2 separate regions of the Homo sapiens genome follow, and region 2 is linked to region 1. A link is a loop called in an ENCODE intact Hi-C map of the cell type or tissue named here. Cell type or tissue: endothelial cell of umbilical vein. All regions are shown on one strand. Links, peaks and the distances in the headings refer to the core of each region. The heading gives the core; the rest is flanking DNA.

What was found. Hi-C counts contacts between places; a loop is a spot of excess contacts. Peaks named below come from ENCODE experiments on the same cell type or tissue, not always from the same donor. Only the 100,000 strongest peaks of a DNase experiment are listed, where the experiment ranks them.
Region 2: a loop joins it to region 1, with 4 times the contacts of the local background. A loop is called at or near these places in 5 of 110 quality-filtered maps.

What each region holds. Positions count from the first base shown.
Region 1 is chr9:4,297,591-4,304,426 of GRCh38, reverse strand. GLIS3 (GLIS family zinc finger 3) reads left to right here and starts at 4,359. Exons shown (of 11, transcript NM_001042413.2): 1 at 4,359-5,006. GLIS3-AS2 (GLIS3 antisense RNA 2) reads right to left here and starts at 5,126. Exons shown (of 4, transcript NR_186824.1): 1 at 5,004-5,126. In endothelial cell of umbilical vein, for the core only: no CTCF peak of the experiment used is centred there; DNase peaks (open chromatin) are centred at 2,086, 4,316, 4,746, 6,566 and 2 weaker places; H3K4me3 peaks cover 2,439 bases; H3K27ac peaks cover 2,031 bases.
Region 2 is chr9:3,475,610-3,482,339 of GRCh38, reverse strand. All of the region lies in intron 1 of RFX3 (regulatory factor X3), which reads left to right. Among named protein-coding and RNA genes, the nearest start is that of RFX3, 47 kb to the left of the region's middle. RefSeq lists enhancers at 3,798-3,847, 2,870-4,069, 6,589-6,730. In endothelial cell of umbilical vein, for the core only: no CTCF peak of the experiment used is centred there; a DNase peak (open chromatin) is centred at 3,579; H3K27ac peaks cover 2,528 bases.

The DNA.
Region 1 (6,836 bases), core at 1,711-6,710:
ATAAAGTCTTTGAATTTTCTTCCTCAAGAAATAGGAAGCAATATTTAAATCTTCAGTTTATAATAAAAAGCCTAGGGGTACAGAAAGCTACTTCATATCACATTGTAGGAAATTATTCCTGCCTCCTTCACACTCCCTACACACTAACTGTGCTCATCTGACATTGATAACAAGACGCCTTGTACTTTGTATACTTGCAGTGTGGTTTGCACACATTCAAAGAGCATCTGTTAGTCTCTTTTGGAACACTGAAATGATTATACACATACATAACAATGAGTTGTGTCATTTATCATCTCTGAAGGTGAAGAAACCATTCTTTCATTCTCTCATTAATTAATCCATTTATCAGATTAGCATTAGTTACTTACTAGTGCCCAGTACTATTGCTAGGCCATGAAAGGCATATGAAGAAAAGTAAGTTATGGTCATTAAGAGGCATTTATAGAAGGTAGTTATAGATAAGATGGCATTGTGATTAGATAATTAATTTTACAACATCACATATAGTTGGCCAGTATAGATGTTAAATGGTGAAAGAATAACTGGCTGCCTGCGGAATATTGTATTTATCTATGAATTTATGTTTGTTATGGTAAGCTCTTTGTAGATATACCTAAGTAATATGTCAAGGAATACATCATCAACCTTTCTCTGAATTTTAGATACATCTCAGCTTGGTTTGTATAAAAAAGGAAGAAACATTTCACCAATTAGACAAGATTGAGAGATATTGTATGGAGTGAAATATTTGAAATTTTGGTCAGTTGCATTTGGTCTGACACATTTTAGACTCTGATTTACAGTTTTGACTTTAGAAAGGAAAAGAGGTATGATGTTGTGAATGCGATATGTGTAAATAAGAATTTTTTAAAAAATTACATCACTGACATGTATGTGAGCCGAAGAGTTTGGGCTGAACATACTTGTGACAAATTAGTAGAAAAATCAGCTTAAGTTTTCTTAGTATATCACACACTGATAACATAATGTGAAATTTGCTGCATTCCACTATTTGTACTACTCAGGAAAGTAAAATGGAAATTTTCCATTTTACACATTTAGTTCCCCCCTTAAAGTTGGCAAACACTAACTTTTTCCACTGCATTTCTACGTAACTGGACTGTTGCCAGCTCGTGTGTGTGTGTGTGTGTGTGTCTGTGTTTTAATAGCTAGGCATACTATCACTGGTGCTATTAGCTCAACTTATCTGTATTTTGGGGTTCAAATTTGTTTCTTTTCACGGACACTTTGTGGGAGGAGGAATCTGATCATAGTTCTTTGCAAGTTTGTAAGTGGTTTACTGTCAGAGCACTCAGGGTGACTCAAATAGCAGTTCTGAAGTTTTGCTGTCAGGATGTTCCTTCGGGAGAGTTTCATTGCTGTGAGACAGTGGATGTTCCTATTTTGTACTCTAGCTTTGAGTGAGCTGCTTGCTATGCAGGACTTATGCCTTCTGTGCCCCTTTTGATGCTGATTCCTATACTTGAAATGGTCTCCTTTGCTTATCACTTCTCTACTCATTCTTTGAAGTCCAGCTCAAACAGCCAAGCTACTCCATGTCACATTGCAGGAAATTATTCCTGCCTCCTCCACACTCCCTACAAACTTCATTGTGCTCATCTAACACTGACCACAAGATGCTTTGCACTTTATACACCTGCAATATGTTTTATACACATTCAAAGAGCATGCACAATTATTCTGTAGTACAGTAATGTTGATTGAACTTGGGGCTTCTAAACTGGCATACTTGGCTCTGTCTCTGACTCTCTTTAACTGTTTACTGAGCTTCAACTTCTTTGCTTCTAAGTAGGAGATTATTCATAGCCACATCATACATTTGATTTGAGAATTAGATGAGGTAATATATGCAAAGAGTCCCCATTTCTTGAGGGTTTGCTACAACTAAGACACTGGGCAAAAAGTTTTCTGTAATATCCTCCCATATACAATGCCTACAAGTGTTAATTCCTTTAGTCCCAATACTTGGACAGAGTGTGTACTCACTGAATATTTCTCTGATGAATGAGAACTGGACTGGAGCTGGCAGCAGGGGCCTGTCTGCTGAGTCAGCTGCCCTGAGTCAGCGGTTGAGGCACATACAACACTGGTCTCTAGAGAGGGAAGATACTGACTGGGCTGCAGTTCCCACCTATCTGGCTGAAGGGCTGCCAGAGTATGATTCCTAAGCACGATGGAGAGCTCATGGGTAAGGGAGAGTATCATTTTGGAACTACATGATTTCCTTTCTCACTGTCTCTCATTACCACCCTCCCTCACCCCTGCTGACCAATTCAGCCCAGAAGAGGTACAGATCTCATTCTGAGTCATTCCAGGGTTGTACTGGTACAAGAACAACTGCATTTTTACTATAACCCATGGAATATAAGAACATTGCAGATCTACATTCTTGGCCAGAAAAAAAAAAAAAGAAAAAAATTCAACCAAAGCACTATACCTCTTCAGTGGTAAATATTTTAGGAATGTTAGAGGTTCATGAAAATCACACCTAAATAAAATGACATTCCCACTCTTGGGCTCTTATAAATGAAGAGATTTTGGGGATCTCCAGGTTGATGACTCCTAACTTTCCCAGTGTTTTTTTCCATGAGCTATTGATTAAAGTTGGGTGTAGCACTATATTTTTTTCTCTTCCAGCTAAGCTGTTCCCATCATTTGGGAAGTTTTAGAAGCTTCTGCAAGCCCCTAGGATACCATTCTATGCATCAAAACCATTGTATTTAAAATGATATTTGAGGGACATTGGAAAGGTTTTTTGCAGTCTCCACCCAGGCTTGTCTTGCTCCTGGGAAGCAGTTGTACAGCACAAGAATCTGATGAACAGAAGTTCCCATGATGCATTGAAGGGTTAGTGTTGCCATCTTGCTCTGTTCCTTAAGGCTGGAGTTAATGAGGAAGAGTTTTTATGTGAATGTCAGGCATGTTGCAATAACTAGCCACAATGGAATAGTCATGGCAATTTCCACCACTTGGTTTCTTTGTTTTTGTGATGTTGCTGCATGCTTCATTTTATGAGTATTTTCTTTTCTTACGTGTGGTTGAGCCCATCTATTGCCATCTTGGGCTTGAATACTTGTATTTAAAAGAGATGAACAGAGAGAAACTGGAAAACTGACAGAATGACATATCCTGACCTCTTACTATTTTTCATCCCCTACTTCTGCTGACAAATATTCTGATGAGTTTGTGTCCCAAGGTGAAGGAAAAGAAAAGAAAAAGTACTGTGGAAACCAGGCTTCTTTTGGTTATGTTAATATCATGGATACAGACCAAGCCTAGTAGTATTCCCACTGAAATTAGATAAATGAAAACTGCCAATAGTCTTTTAGTTTTGGCTTTCTGGGGTAAGTCATTTGTGTCCTTGAGGACTTCTGTCTTGATCAAAGCATCTACTACCTGATTGCTAATTTATATTGGAGTGGTAACAGTAGAATAGAATATAAGGACTTGTGAAATTCTAAGTGTCTGGTGGCATCCTCACTCATTTCATTCATGATGGTGAATAATACTGTCAACTGCAGAAAGGCCTACCTGGAGGATATTGTGTGCATTACATACCTAGATTCCCAAGATGGAAGTCCTTGCATCTGTGGCAATACATGTGATGAACTACTAGGAGCAGACTTTCTTGTAACAACCTTTTGAGGGCTCTGGTCAACACAAGCAGAAGCGGTGGCGAGTCAGAGCTTAGGTGGGGTATGAGGCTGAGGATGTTGAATTCATAAGGATAAAGTGCCACTTTATAGACGTAACATACGCAGGGAATATACCTCCATTCTTAACAGCCTGTGTTCAGAATTTTATACCCTTCTAACACTTCCATCACCTTCCTCTCTTCCCTGCCTATACTTGGAAAGGATGCCAAAGCCTTCCTTAGTGCTTCACCTATCCAGTTTCGAAGCTGTCATGTGCATCCGATCCGATATTTCAAAGCAACCCTTTTGCCATTTTTCACTGTGTTATTCTCTCCGTATTACTACCGGATTTTTTTGGTTGTTTGTTTATTTTTTTATGACCTGACATCAAATCCTGTCTAAACACTAACACTTTTTCATGTTAAAATAAGTCAGTTTAACAAATAAGGCCAGGAAGAAGGCGAAGTGTCTCCCTGCTGTTACCCTGTTCTGGAGTTCCTCGACTTCTGGCGCACGGGGAGTGTGTGTGTGTGTGTGTGTGTGTGTGTGTGTGTGTGTGAATGCGTCAAGAGGGAGACACAAGCTCGGCCTTCGAATTGGCCAGCCTAGTGACCCGCGAGCCCGCCCCCACTCTTCCCCCTCCCCCTCCGGCGCTCACACTCAGGAAGCAGCTGGCTACAGGCCGGCCCTCGCGGCCGCACACACATCCACACTCCTCGCCCGGCTGCCTTCCTCCCTCCCTCTTCCCCCTTCCCCTCTCCCTGCAGCCGCGTCCACACTGCGCCGCCCGGGCAGCCCAGAGCGCGGCGCGCACGGGCACCGGCGGCGAGTGCCGCGGCCACTGCCCCTCCCGGGACCCCCTGTACGCCGTCCGCGCCGTCCAGGGTCACACCGGCGACGGAACCCGCCGGCAGCAATTAGCCAGCATCCCGGGGTCGGCCCCCAGAAGCATTCCCCGGCCCAGGACGAGGATGAACAGGACAGGCGAGGCACAAAGTCGCAACTGAACTTTTTAGAAACATTATTTGTGTGTGTATGTGTGTAGCAGGGGAGAATGAGCTGATGCCGAGGGTCCAGCCACCCCGCCTCTGCCTCCTCCTCCCCCTGCCGCCGCTGCCCTCGCAGACGCGCGCGCACACACGGCACTTGGGCCGGGTTTCCGCGCTCCGTCCCCCCGTTTGGATGGGGGTTTTCATTTCCGAAGGAGGCACAGCCCGCGGAGCGCTCTGAAGGGCTGGAGCCCCAAGTTACTCCTCGCCAGCGCCGGCCGCCCGCTGTCACTCGCGCTGGCCGGCCGGGGGAAGGGACCCGCACGCCGGGCTTTGTTGTGGAAATCCCGGTTACCTGGTAAGTGGATGCCATAGGAACTTTGCTCGCAGGCGAGAGACGAGGAGAAACCGGGCGCTTGAGAGTGTGGGGGAGTTAAAGCTCAGAGACGCAAACTAGGGATTACAAATAGTTTTCTACGCTGAGCCGGTGGCGTTCGCGCGGGTTTAAGGATACGCGCACCTCAACTCCCGGCGTCACAGGTCACTGAGAGACCTGCGCTGACTGAGACTGATAGCAACAATTAGGGTTCAAACCATGTTTCTGTCAGTGGCCTAAGAGCGCCCAGTGTAGAAGACAGATAACGGGGCTTTAAAGTTGCGCTAATTCGGAACAGTTTTTGTGTTTTCATTTCAAGTAGAGCGGGCAGAGGGGTACACAATCAGGGCACGTTACAGGACGCACGGGCATGGGGCGCACCACTCTGGAGTCCCCACTGAAGGGAAACTTTGGCGAAGTGGGAACTGATGGGGTGACGTGAGGTCTCTCGCGCACACGCGGGGCTGTAGTTGTCTTTTCAAGTTCCACGTGTTTGTGGAGTTTCACGAAGGCTGTTTTCCACGCCTGTGTCTCATCCAAGCCGGTGTCCCCATGATTGCGGGAGGTGGTCGGGCTGAGGGTACCTACACTCCTCGCGGGTACCGGCCCGGCGATCCGCAGCCGCCAGGTCTGGAACTATAACCTCCCACGCCGCCAGGACGCAGACACAGCCAGACACGAACCCTCCCCGCCGGGTTCGTCACCTCGCGTTTACATTTTTTATGGGGCCCGACAAAATGTCAGCACTGTTTGGAAAATGTCTCAGTCTCGGAGACGTTGTCCTGCGCGCGGCTCCAGTCCCTATAAATGACCCTGTGTGTATTTTGAAGTCGGCCCGGGTCGCTCTCTGGAAAGCGTGAGTGAGCCGCCGGCTCTCTCCTAGACACACACCTTGCCCCGAGCGACAGTTCCAAGTTACTCACTGGAGCTGACAAGTCACCTCGGGGACCGGGAAGTCACTCAAGTGTCTGGAAATCTTGGCCCTGGCTGATTTGTCATCCTATGGATGATTCAATTAGGTACCTGGCGGGAGAAACTTTGGGGAAGGGTTTCTGGCTCCGCGTTCGCGCCCTCCGACTTGCTGGAGGTGTTTGGGAGGCGAGAAGCGAAAGGAAACCACAGGGTGAGGACACTGGCTCGGCGGGGACCGGGGGGCCGGCGTGGGGGGACTGCGAGCCCGGCCGTGGCGCCCCCGGGCTACAGGCTCCGGCCAGGCCGGGCAGCGCGCGCAGGTCCCCGGCGCCCGGGCTTCCCAGCCGCAGCACCCTTTCGGCCCCCGACTCACTCAGGAGCGAGTTGCACAACAGGAAGCCGGCACTAGTTTGTTTTGTTGCGCTGCGTTCGCTCCCTCGCTCGCTCGCGCACGGGGCCGAGGGTTAGGGGCGGAGGCGGCGGGGGAGTGACGGGGTCGCAGCCGCGCGTACCCCGCCGGGCGCTGTCGCCTCCGCCTCCGGACCCGCCCCTAGCTCCGCGCCGAGGAATCTCCGACCCCGGCAGCGAAGCCAGTCCTATAGGGAACCGATAAGGGCCGCCCTCCTCCTGCCTTGTCCTACGCGCCTCTCCCCCGCTCCCGGCACCTCTCCCGACTTCTCCAGCCCTCCTCTTGGCAGGAGTGGTCTCGAGGACTGAGACCACTGCTCTGTGTGCCTCCTTGAGCCCCACGCTAGTTTGCCCCGGTATCCGCTTGGCCCTCATCTCTGGAGCATGTAAACCTGGGGAAGGGGTAGGGAGGTGCTTCCGGAATCACAGGGAGTAGGGTCCGTAGAGACAGGACTCGTGGAGTCGCGGCCCCGTTTCACAAAGAGGGTTGCT
Region 2 (6,730 bases), core at 1,697-6,696, 820 kb after region 1:
TGTGCTCACTCTGGCACTCTTGGGTGTGCTTCTGCTTGTGTGTGTATGTGCTCTTTTCTCCTACAAATCAAAGTTTATTATGAAAATTGGGTCATACCATTTTTTTTTTACTTTCACACTCATATTTTGAACATCTTTTAATGGTAATGAATAAAATTTTGTATCTTTATTAGCATTGTATGTATGTATCATGTATTTAAACAATTCTCTACGTAGACATTTGGGTGGTATCCTATACAGTATTTTGGCATGTATGTGCATCTTTGTGTAGCTGTCCAATTATTTTCTTTATATGAATTCCTAGGTGTGGAATTGCTGAGTAAATGCTGGGTACATTTAGAATATTTTTATCAATTATCAGAGTGTTCTCTAGAAAGGTTGTACCATTTCATATGCCCAGCAATAATGCTTTAATGTTTTGTTTCTTTGTTTACTCTGACACTGGATATAATCAGTCTTTTTATTTATTTTTTTTATTTTGGCAATCGAATAGTTGAATAAATCTATTTGAATTTGCATTTCTTCAATAACTAATGACAAAAATACAAAGAATTCATTAGCTGTTCATATTTCTTTTGTTGAGTTTCCATTTATATCTTCCATCTGTTTTTCTGCTGGGCAGTTTCTTTTCCTCTTCTTAAATTTCAAGATCTCTTCATATTATAGGATATGGAAATTTGTGATCCATAATGCACCTTTTTTTTAGTTTAAAAATATGATTCTTTTTGTTTTAGTGATTTTTGTATGTAATTTTTTTTTGCTTTTTATTCCAGTTGATGTCCCCACATTATAACATGATCATTATAATTCAAAATAATTCATTAGATAGGTTAAATATTAGATTTTTTTTTTTAAAAAATGTACTTTTCAGATGGGAAACTATTTTCTTGATGTGGAAGGTTAAATTGTTCATGTTAGTTAGATGTGTTTGCTATGATTACAGTTTTAATAGCTGTATATAAAAATAAGGATTGTGAGAGAGAAATCCTTTGATATATTTGAACAACGTTGCATTAAAGCCAGATAGCCTTGGCTTTATTTGTTCTTTAATTTATCCAACAAATATTTATCAAGTGCCTATTAGGCATTAGATGCTAAGAATGGATTTTTCATTTGCTGGCTGTGTAACTATGGGCAGGTTACTTAAAGTAGCCAAGTGTCAGTTTCTTTATTTGTAAATGAGGGATAATACCTACCGTATTGAGTTATTGTAAGGGTTATAGATTATCCAAAGTAACCAACAGCACCTGACATATAATTGGACAATAATAAATTGTAGTTAGTGTTATTATTCTTCATAGTAACAAAACATAATGTAATTTTAGCTTGCTATTATATATAATATTGCTGTGGTAGTCATTTAGCATATAGGGTAATTGATGATGGTTATAATTTTATTAATAGGGAGGAGAATGGAGCCTAGCTAGGTTGATTATACTTACCATCCTGTCAGCTAAATAATATTTCCTTATATTTGTATAGCAGTTTACAGCTTTCAAAGCTCTTATTTATTCTACAGCGTTCCTCTAAGACAGGCAGGGCATGTATAATTTTTCCTGTTTTACAATACAGCAGCTGAAGCTTAGAGAGATTAATTGACTTGTCTAAGGTCATATGGCTTTTAAGTGATTAACAGGTTCCACTTATAATTAAGATTCCTGGTGAACGTAGATTGACTCTCATTGTGGGAAAGAACAGAGAATAGAATCTGACTATAATTGCTCAGTCTTCAAGCTTTAGCCATTTTATAGTTTCTTGTGGTTGTGTCCATTCCAGTCATCTGAACATTGGCCTGAATGTTTTAGTTGTCTATTACATTGATGGCATTCATGCTCGTGTGAAGTCACTTTCCTTTCAGTTTGGGTTGGGCCTGTAGCTTGTTTTAACAAAGAGAATGCAAAGGGATTAAAGCTCTTCCAGGTCTGGGTGCAAAAAGGCCCGACAACTTATGCTTTTGTGTTTTCGAGAGAGAGGATCATCATGTAAGAATCTGACCGTTCTCCTAGAGAGACCCAGTGGAAAAGAGGCCACATGGAGAGGGAGAATTTCTGAGATTACATGGAGAGAGATGCTTAGCCATGCTAGTATCCTAGCTGATCTCATTTCTCACCTGCTGGCTGAAAGCAGTAGTATGAATGACCACCAGCAAGATGACTGTAAGAACTGCCTAGTTGAGCCCTGCTCAGATTGCAGAATTATGACCAAATAAAATGGTGGTTGTTGTGCCAGTAAGTTTTGGGGTGGTTTGTTACACAACAAAAGAAAAGCAAAAGAAACATGCGACAATATTCTTGAAAATAAAAGCCTTGCTAAAAGATGTTTACTTTTCTCGGCCTACCTTGACAGTTTTGGTCTTTCCTTGGCTTGCCAATACCAGCTAACAAAAGAGAAATAGTAATGAACAACTCTTTTCTCTTCCAGAAGCCCGCGATTTTGGCCTATACTTGGGTGAATCTGAGGTAAACTCAATCTCTGTTCTGAGTCTCTTCAGAGAAATCTCAAGAGATAGGGTTGCCTCCTAAGTCAAGTATCTGATTCTTCTTTTCTGTCGATTTCCCACTTCCAGTTTTCTGTGGTTTTAAAAAAATTTCTTACTATCAGAGTATAGTTGGTTTTGGCCTCAGTCAGCCAAGTAAGACAAGATGGACTAGGCTTTCCTCCTCACTTTTACTTGTTTCTGTTGTCCCCAAAAGATTTGAGAGGCCGTTTAGGACTGAGAGTGGCTCTGAGACCAGTAATCACCTTTGTTTTTGATGATTCACATATTAGTTAACAGGAAAGATGTGATAAATTGTTTATGCAGTTTATTTTTTCCTGTCTCACAGATCTGTTTCACTCTCATTTAAGTACTGAAATACAGATTTTTTTCATAAGTTTCTATTAGAGATAAGAATCAGTGATCTAAAAATTTTAAGTATATTTTTAAAAAATCAAACTAAGTGAGGGTTTGTTTTTTTTGGTTAAGATCTTTTTGTCCTGAAAATTATAAATTCAGAATATTACAGAACTTGATCAACTTCCAGAATGGTGGAGTGAGGGCCTCAGTGAATTTGTGCTGCCTATACAACAACAAAAATATGGGTAAAATAATGAAAATCAGCCATTTTAGAATTCTGGCAATTAAGCAGGAGTATGAATTGAAAATCATCTGTCCAAGAGAAAACTAGTGAATCTTGGGAAGACCAGTGGGGTCTGCGATATTTTAACTTGGGGTTATTCTCATCTCTCTCTCCAGCTTAGTGGTGTAGCTAAAAGCTGGCAGTATTGCAGACAATGGAGAGAGCTGACCACTTCTGGAGCCCCATTGAAGGCACTATCCCCAGAGCACAGTTAATATTTTGTCCCAACTTGCAGCTCCCTGGGAAAACTCTTTTCAGAGAGAGTGGCTGGATATTTGATTTGACTCTGAACTCAGCTCAGTTGGGGGAAGAAAAAGCTTACCCCCAGGGCATTACTGAAACAATAGCAAACTGTTGGCAAAATGTCAATTGCCTAAGGCTGTGATTTCAGTTGAGGCAAAGGAAGAATCTGGCCAGGAATTTAAAAGGAAAGTCTGGAGAACTAGCCAACTATAGGGAACTTTGGAAAGCTCTGGCATATTCCTGGGTATTTAAAAGGCTGTACAATGTGCAAGTCTGTACACATGCCCGGAAATGACCTGGGAAAGGAGAATGTCACCTCTGACTGATCTTGAGGCACTGTGTAAGCAGGAAGTGAAAATCAGTGCTATTTGTAAGCTTCCTGAAGTTTGAAGGTATGACTTCTCATGAAGATTTCTTTGGCAAAAGGTAGAAGACATATAGGCAAAGCATTTAAGGAAATCTTTTAAATGATCATTGGTTGACTACTACATTTTACTGGTCCAGGTATGACTTCTTGGAAGCCAGGCTTACAAATAAAAACAAGATCCTAAAAAAAAAAAAAAAAAAAGTTCTAGCAGAGAACTCGGTGGCCACACACTACGGGGAATACAGGATCTGTAAAATTCGTTCATGAAAGTACTAAAGAATCAGCATCAAGAAAAACAACACACTGATGATTAAAAAATTTAGGGGAATAATGTGGAGCAATCTGATATGAGATTTGTTAAAATATATTACCTAAAATGTTCAGTTTTAACAAAAATTGAGAAATGCAAAGAAACAGGAAATAAAACACACAGAGACAAATAATAAAAAACGAACAAAAAAAGTCCCTGTGGGAGCCTAGATTTTAGACTTTGTAGTCTTTAAGTTAGCTATTACAAATACATTCAAAGAACTAAATGAAACCATGTCTAAAGAATTAAAGGGAAGCATCAGAATGGTGTTTCACCAGAGAAAGAGTATCAATAAAGATAGAAATTATTAAAAAACAAGGAAGTTCTGGAGCTTAAAAGTATAATAACTGAAATGAAAAATTCACTAGAGGAGCTCAACAACAGATATAAATTGGCAAATGAAGGAATCTTTTAACTCGAAGTTAGGTCAATAGAGATTGTTCAATGTGAGGATCAGAAAGAAAAATGAACAGAGTCTCAAAAGACTTATGTGACTCCATTAAATGTTGTGCCAACATGGACATTATAGGATTCCCAGAAGATGAGAATGAGGCAGAAAGAATATTTAAAAAAAAATGGCAGAAAACTTTCCAAACTTGCTGAAAAATATTACTCTGTGCTACACATCCAAGAAGCTCACTGTAATCCAAGTTGAATAAGCCCAAAGTGATCCATACCTAGACCCATCATAGTTGAATTTAAAGAAAAATCTTGAAAGTAGCAGGAGAAAAATGACTTGTTACAAGGAATCCTCAATAGGCTTAATAGCTGACTTACGAGAAACCCTGGAGGCTAGAAGACATTTTCAACATTGAAAGTAAAAGACTGTCAACCAGTAATTCTCTATTTAGCTAAACTTTTCTTCAAAACTGAAAGTGAAATTAAGACGTTTCCAAATAGATAAAAACTGAAAGGATTCTCACGAACTCTAAGAAATGTTAAAGGGAGTCTTTCAGGTTGAAATGAAAGGACACTTAATGGTAAATTTTAATCCGTGTGAAGAAATAAAGAGGAATGGTTAAAGGTAACTACAGGCATTATGAAAGACATGTACAAATAGATTGAATAATAGATTGAAGTTTTTGTTAGGGATAGGCTCTAAATCCATGTCTTTTGTATAGTATAAATTGTGATTCTGTATTGGAATTATACTTTGCTGTCTGGAGAAGTGTTTATAAAAGTAATGAAAATTTTGGTTTCAGGTAAAACAAAAATTAGAACAAAAATTATACTGAAAATAATTATTACATAAATTTTGAATGATAACTATGAGCTAGTGACATATATGTATTACATCATTTTCTCATTACAATATCTCACTAGGGTGTGTTATCTAGATTTTATAGATGGGGAAAATTGAATTAAGAAAGAAAGTGACTTGCCCAAGGTCATTTAAGTAGTAAGTGGTGGAGCTAGGATTTGAGCTGTGGTCTGTTTAACACTAAAGCCCAAGCTTTTAAATACTGCTTTACACCTTAATATCCGGTGCTTTAATATTCTTGGCCTTCTTTCAAAAACTTCCCTCTTCCTGTCAATTCCAATAAATGCGTTTTTGTTTGTAACATTTTTTTCTCCAGTTATTTAAAACACAACTGAATAAAGCAATTCTTATAAAGTTGTATTGATGGGCTTATGATACATAAAAGATGGATTCCTTCATAGTTTTACAGATATGGTTCTCTTCTGGAATTTATAATACAACATGAATGCATCACTACCTTATAAGGCAGAGATAAGGTGCTGTTTGTCTGTGCCTCTAGTTTCTAAAATTGACTTGGTTTAATGGCATCATCTTAATGGTGATTGCTGTCACTGAGCTACTTCATCTCTTCCCCTGTTTTCAAGCAGTCCATAAATACTAAACTTTGCATCAATGCTGATAAACTAGCTACCTTCCAGTGCCCTATATTTGATGATCCTCTCTTGGCACTTAATAAGTTCAGCTTATAGATGATGTTTATGATTATATTCTGTGGGCAGCAAGCCATCCAGATGCCGAGGCAAGAGACCAGGGGCACGAGTTGTTCCAGTGTAATAAAGAACATAAAACAACAAGAGTTATACTAGATCTACATAGACATGATTATATATGAATATCATATGAATTATATGTATATATTATATATATTATATATGAGTATCATTAATCATTTGTAGCAATTACTCTTTATGCCAATATTATAATAATACTCGCTCTATAATCATAACCTAGGAAAAACTAGGCCATACAGAGATAGGAGCTGAGGGGACATAGTGAGAAGTGACCAGAAGACAAGAGTGTGAGCCGTCTGTCATGCCTGGACAGGGCCACCAGAGAGCTCCTTGGTCTAGCGGTAACGCCAGCGTCTGGGAAGATGCCTGTTGCCAAGCAGACTGTGGTCTAGTGGTAGCGTCAGTGCGAAGGGAAAACACCTACTACTTAGCAGACTGGGAAGGGGAGTCTCCCTTTCCCCAGGGGAGTTTAGAGAAGACACTCTACTCCACCTCTTGTGGAGGGCCTGACATCAGTCAAGCCTGCCCACAGTTATCTGGAGGCCTGACTGTCTCCCTGTGATGCTGTGCTTCAGTGGTCACCCTCCTAGTCCACTTTCATGTTCCATCCTGTACACCTGGCTCTGCCTTTTAGGCAGCAGTAGCAAAATTAGTGAAAGTACTAAAAGTCTCTGATATGCAGAAACAATATTGTAATAT